Linked DNA regions of Homo sapiens: region 2 is linked to region 1. Evidence: read pairs that join two places in POLR2A ChIA-PET (ENCODE). Cell type or tissue: Caco-2. All regions are shown on one strand. Each heading gives the region's core, and the rest is flanking DNA. Links, peaks and the distances in the headings are about the cores only. Region 1 holds the start of LOC105374367 (a long non-coding RNA gene). Region 2 overlaps KIAA0232.

Region 1 (2,914 bases), core at 260-2,759:
TGGTGGTAAGCCATGATCCCTTGCAGGAGGAGCTGCTGGCTGCACGGTCCCAGGTGAGAGACGGAAGTTAGTACAAGTTGGTGGCAGACAGTTCTAGGAAGCAAACGAAAAGGAATGTTTTGAGGTGTTTTGTTTTGTTTTGTTTTTATTTATTTTGAGACAGCATCTCACTGTGTCACCCAGGCTGGGTATGGTGTTGCAGTCATGGCTCACTGCAGCCTCCACCTCCTGGGCTCAAGCAATTCCCCCACCTCAGCCTCCTAAGTAACTGGAACCACAGGTGCCTGCCACCATGTCCAACTAATTTTTTGATTTTTTTTTTTTTTTTGTAGAAATGGGGTCTCACTTTGTTGCTCAGGCTGCTCTTGAACTCTTGGGCTCAAGTGATCCTCTAGCCTCAGCCTCCCAAAATGCTGGGATTACAGGTGTTAGCCACCACACCTGGCTAAAAAGGCATGTTTTGAAGATTGATATAGCCAAGGCAGGCAACAGGAATGGGGAGGTCAGTCACAGGCAGAGATCCCTGGGAAGCCACCTGGGGCTTTTCTTGGCCGTCATCAGGTCCTCATCCCTGTTTTGTGGGTGAGGATGATGCAGTCCAGAAAGGAACAGAGGGAGGGGACTGACGACCAAGTACCCCTGTCTACCAGACACTGTGGGCAGAAACTTCTAGGCCCATGGAGCTCTAGGAGGTCAGGCGATTATTCCATTTTATGAATGGAGAAACTGAGGCTCAGAAAAATTAAACCTGTGTGAGGCCACGAGGCTGACTCCTTTATTTTTTTTTCCAGCACTTCATTTCATATTATCTTATTGCCTCTTGCTTTCGTCCACGTGTCCTTCCTTTCTCTTTCCCCACTCCCCACCATCTCTCTCTCTCTCTTTCTTTTTAGGTACAATTACATGGTGTAAAATGCAGTTGCATCAAATGCGTTCACTCTTGCTACCAACCACTCCAGTCAAGACATAGAAATTCCCACGCCCAGAATGCTCCCTCACACCCCTTCGCAGCCGACCCCTCCAAAGGGCAACTCCTGTTCAGATTCCTAACACCATAGATTTGTTTTCGGCCGTTTCTGGGTTGTTGTTGTTGTTGTTGTGTTTGTTTGTTTTGAGACAGAGTCTCACTCTGTTGCCCCCAAAGTGCTGGGATTACAGGTGTGAGCCAGTGTGCCTGGCCTGTTTCTGAACATATGTGTGGATTCAGGCTGGCTCTTTTTTTATTTTTTATTTCTTGGCTTTAATTACAAAATGGGTGGGGAATAGAGGCGCATAGAGGCGGTGGGCTAGGTGGGTCTCCCTGCTGTGGGATAGCATTTCTGTGCTGTGTGTCCTGTCCTCATCGTACCCTCACTCACCAGCCCTGCCTCCTTCCTCTGTGCAGTTCACTGACCCACTTTCTCTCTGCAAAGCCTTCCCTGGCCCACAGGCTGTGCACTTCCTCCCCTGGAACTTTCCTTCATAGCCTTCGGCAAGATCGTGATGAACTCACCGGTCATGCGGTTATGTCTTCAACACCTGCGTCCCCCACCGGAGGCCAGCTCCCAGGGCGCGTTCTAGTGTGTGGCGTTCGCTTCATATTCCCAGGCGTCGCTTGCCCCAGCACGCCTGTGTGCTCAGTAACAATGTGTTAAGCACAGGATTTTGGGAGAAGTGTATATGGACGTCTGAAGAAGGGTTGTGCTTGTGGAAGAGAGGAAAAGGGGGTGTGGTAAGGGGTGTGAGCCAAGGGACACACAGGAACAAGGAGTGGCCACATGCAGCTGGCCTGGGAGGGGCAAGGGCTGATACCCAGGTTGAGGAGATGGAGATGGCTCATGGTGCCAGCCACTCGCTCTGCCTGCATGCGCCCTCTCTATCCTGTGTAGGCATCTTGGGAGGAAGGGACCTCCATCATCTCCTCTTTGAGTAAACCTAGAGAGGTGTTTCAGTCTGTTCAGGCTATTAACAAAAGACTACAGACTCAGACAACAGAAGTTGATTTCTCAGAATTCTGGATGCTGGAAGTCCAAAATCAAGGCGCTGGCAGTTTTGGTGTCTACTGAGGACCTGCGTCCTGGTTCACAGAGGTGCCTTCTTACTGGGTCCTCCTCATCCAGGAGAAGGAGCCAGGGAGCTCTTTGGTGTCTGTTTTTTTTTTCCTTTTTCTTTTTCTTTTTTTTTTTTTTGAGACAGAGTCTCGCTCTGTCGCCCAGGCTGGAGTGCAGTGGCGCGATCCCAGCTCACTGTGACCTCTGCTTCCCCGGTTCAAGCAGTTCTCCTGCCTCAGCCTCCCGAGTAGCTGGGGCTACAGGCACCCACCACCAAACGTGGCTAATTTTTGTATTTTTTAGTAGAGACGGGGTTTCACCATTTTGGCCAGGATGGTCTCCATCTCTTGACCTTGTGATTCGCCCACCTCAGCGTCCCAAAGTGCTGGGATTACAGATGTGGGCCACCGCGCCCGGCCTGGTGTCTGTTTTATGAGGGCACCAATCCCATTCACAGGGGTCCCCTCTCACGAGCAAATCGCCTCCCAAAGGCCCCACCCCCTAACACCATCATCTTGGGAGTTAGGATTCCAACATAAGAATTTTGGGGGACACAGACATTCAGACCACAGCAAGAGGTGAGGTAGCTTCCCCCCACCCACACAAGGCGAGCTTCCTTGGTATTTTTCAGTTGAAGCAGTCACAAGCCCGCCTGGTCAAGAGGCAGGGACCCAGAACCCACACCTCATGGCGATAAGTACGGAAGATTTCAGGGCCATGCTTTAAAACCACTGTAGCACATCAGAGCAATGAAAAAATAGCTAACATTCATTCAGTGCTTACTCAGAGCCAGGTGCTGTGGATAACTTGATGCAGAAGATACATTTATAGTTAACATGTACATAAATGAACGTAAAAGCGAGACCATGCACATCAATGTTTCA
Region 2 (2,914 bases), core at 415-2,914, 79 kb before region 1:
GGCACGGTGGCTCACACCTGTAATCCCAGCACTTCAGGAGGTGGAAGCAGGTGGATCACCTGAGGTCAGGAGTTTGAGACCAGCCTGGCCAACACAGTGAAACCCCATCTCTACTAAAAATACAAAAATTAGCTGGGTGTGGTGGCGGATGCCTGCAATCCCAGCTACTCGGGAGGCTGAGGCAGGAGAATCGCTTGAACCCAGGAGGTTGCAGTGAGCCAGGTTTGCGTCACTGCATTCCAGCCTGGGCAATAGAGTAAGACTCTGTCGTCTCAAAAAAAGAAAAAAGAAAAGAAAAAGAAAAAGAAATTAAGAAGTTAAAAAATCAGAGGTGGGGGAGAAGAAAACAGCTGGGAAGAGAAAAAATAATTGGATGAAAGGGTAGGCTTTTTTAAAAATGAATGTTAGATTCATTTTAAAAAAATCAGTACCTTTCATGTGATAAGCACTCACTGTGCTAGGCAGTAGGAGATAAAAACGATGGGTAACTTGGTCGGGTGCGGTGGCTCACGCCTGTAATCCCAGCACTTTGGGAGGCTGAGGCAGACGGATCACGAGGTCAGGAGATGGAGACCATCCTGGCTAACACGGTGATACCCCATCACTACTAAAAAATACAAAAAATTAGCCGGGCGTGGTGGCGGGCGCCTGTAGTCCCAGCTATTCAGGAGGCTGAGGCAGAAGAATGGCATGAACCCAGGAGGCGGAGCTTGCAGTGAGCCGAGATGGCGCCACTGCACTTCAGCCTGGGCTACAGAGCAAGACTCCGCCAAAAAAAAAAAAAAAAAAAAAAAAAAAAAAAAGATGGGTAACTCACGGTCCTTGCGCCCAGTGAGCACAGTCAAATGAATAATTACAACTTAGGATGTGAAGGCCATGTTATTTGAGGTATACACAATGTATCATGAGTATATGGCCAGGGGAGTCAGGCTTTCAGAGACAATTCTTTTTTTATTTTCTTGAGATGGAGTCTCCCTCTGTCGCCCAGGTTGGAGTGCGGCGGCATGATCCTGGCTCACTGCAACCTCTGCCTCCCAGGTTCAAGTGATTCTCCTGCCTCAGCCTCCGAAGTAGCTGGGATTACAGGCATGCACCACCATGCCCAGCTAATTTCTGTATTTTTAGTAGAGATGGGGTTTCACTATGTTGGACCAGGCTGGTCTCGAACTCCTGACCTCAGGTGATCTGCCCGCCTTGGCCTCCCAAAGTCCTGGGATTACAGGTGTTGAGCCACTGTTCCTGGCCTCAGAGATAATTAGGAGTTGGATGAGAACAGAAAGGTGGGAAACACTAAGCAAGCCTTAAAAACCGTTTGCATCAGTGGCAGCCAGACAGAATAAACTTCTGCAGATTGTCAAAGATAACAAAGCCAACGATCGCAACACTAGACCATTCAACAATTAGTCCAGGAAGGAAGTTTCTGGAGGTCAGAATCCACTCAATTTCGCCTTGCATCATAAAGGTACTTAAACCATACCTTCTCAAATAGTATGGTCAAAGCAAAATGACTCTTTCAGTAGTTACGATCTCACAGATAACATCTTAGAGTGAATAATAAAATAAGAATTCATAATATTAACTGCAAAAGATATTTTTTAATTATTTTGTTATTTCAGGAAACTGAAAGACATGAGAAATATTTTATATGAAATGCTAAAAGAATAAAATAATATTGTAATATTTTCTAAAAACAAAAAATATATAAATCATATGCCAATACAGTACTTTTGAAGTGTTTGAACTGCTATTCCCTTCTAGGAATGTATCCAAATGTAATAATACAGACCACTGAAAAACCCCACATAACATATTCTAGACTGCATAACAGAAAAATCAAGAGCGGGCCGGGCGCGATGGCTCATGCCTATAATCTCAGCACTTTGGGAGGCCACGGCAGGCAGATCACCTGAGATCAGGAGTTCAAGACCAGCCTGGCCAACATGGTGAAACCCCATCTCTACTAAAAAATGCAAAAAAATTAGCCAGGCATGGTGGCACGTGCCTGTAATTCTGGCTACTCCGGAGGCTGAGGCACAAGAATCGCTTAAACCTGGGAGGCAGAGGTTGCAGTAAGTTGAGATCACACCACTGCACTCCAGCCTGGGCGACAGAGTGAGACACTGTCTTAAAAAAAAAAAAAAAAAATCAAGAGCAAGGTAAACATCCAGTAATAAAGATTATATTATAATATTATACTGCTGTTGAAATATTATTTGATGAAATGCAACTTAGCCACTAAAAAGAATAAAGACAATGTAATAACAGGATGAAATAGTCGAGTTGGAAAAAGGATATAAAATTTTGTGTATACTCTTAATTAGAGTAGCACATATAAAAGAAAAGCATATAAAACTTCAGAAAATATAGAAAAATACCATAAAGGAAAAGTGGTAATGTTCATGTTACTTGGTAAAATAAATAAGTACTTTGTTTTCCCAGTTTTTGGAGGTCAAGTTGTCATATTTGTAAACTTAAATCACCCCTTCTTTTATTCTCTTAAGTGTTAGAAACAAAATGTAAACTTACTTCATCAGAAGCAGATCGAAGACACTGGACAGCAGCCTGTTTTTTCATTTCTTCTAGAGTTAGATCTGAACATTTTTTCTTACTCTTTCCCCATTTCTTATAAGCTCCTTTTTCCCAGCCCAGGAAGATGTCATTCTCCTGCAATGAAATTGCACCAGGTTAAATGACCAGGGCTAACTTGGACACTACTATGTTCCACCTACCACACACACTCAGTCACAAAAAGGCCCCTTGCATTTCCATACGAGTTTTAGGATCGGCTTGTCTATTTCTGCGACGAAGGGAGCTGGCATTCCAAGACGGATTATCTTGATTCTATAAAACAACTTGGGGTGTACTGCCATCTTAATAGTATTGTTTTCTGATCACAAACATGGGATGTTTTCTA

Evidence for each region. ChIA-PET counts read pairs that join two places held together with the same protein. Peaks named below come from ENCODE experiments on the same cell type or tissue, not always from the same donor. Only the 100,000 strongest peaks of a DNase experiment are listed, where the experiment ranks them.
Region 2: POLR2A ChIA-PET joins it to region 1 with 8 read pairs; 4 of 35 experiments call an interaction of 5 or more read pairs at or near these places.

Annotation. Positions count from the first base shown.
Region 1 is chr4:6,762,291-6,765,204 of GRCh38, reverse strand. It overlaps LOC105374367 (a long non-coding RNA gene), which reads right to left and starts at 1,697. Exons shown (of 2, transcript XR_925101.3): 1 at 1,493-1,697. RefSeq lists an enhancer at 1,029-1,544. In Caco-2, for the core only: no CTCF peak of the experiment used is centred there; a DNase peak (open chromatin) is centred at 1,477.
Region 2 is chr4:6,841,817-6,844,730 of GRCh38, reverse strand. It overlaps KIAA0232, which reads right to left. Exons shown (of 10, transcript NM_014743.3): 4 at 2,527-2,664. Among named protein-coding and RNA genes, the nearest start is that of KIAA0232, 61 kb to the right of the region's middle. In Caco-2, for the core only: no CTCF peak of the experiment used is centred there; no DNase peak of the experiment used is centred there.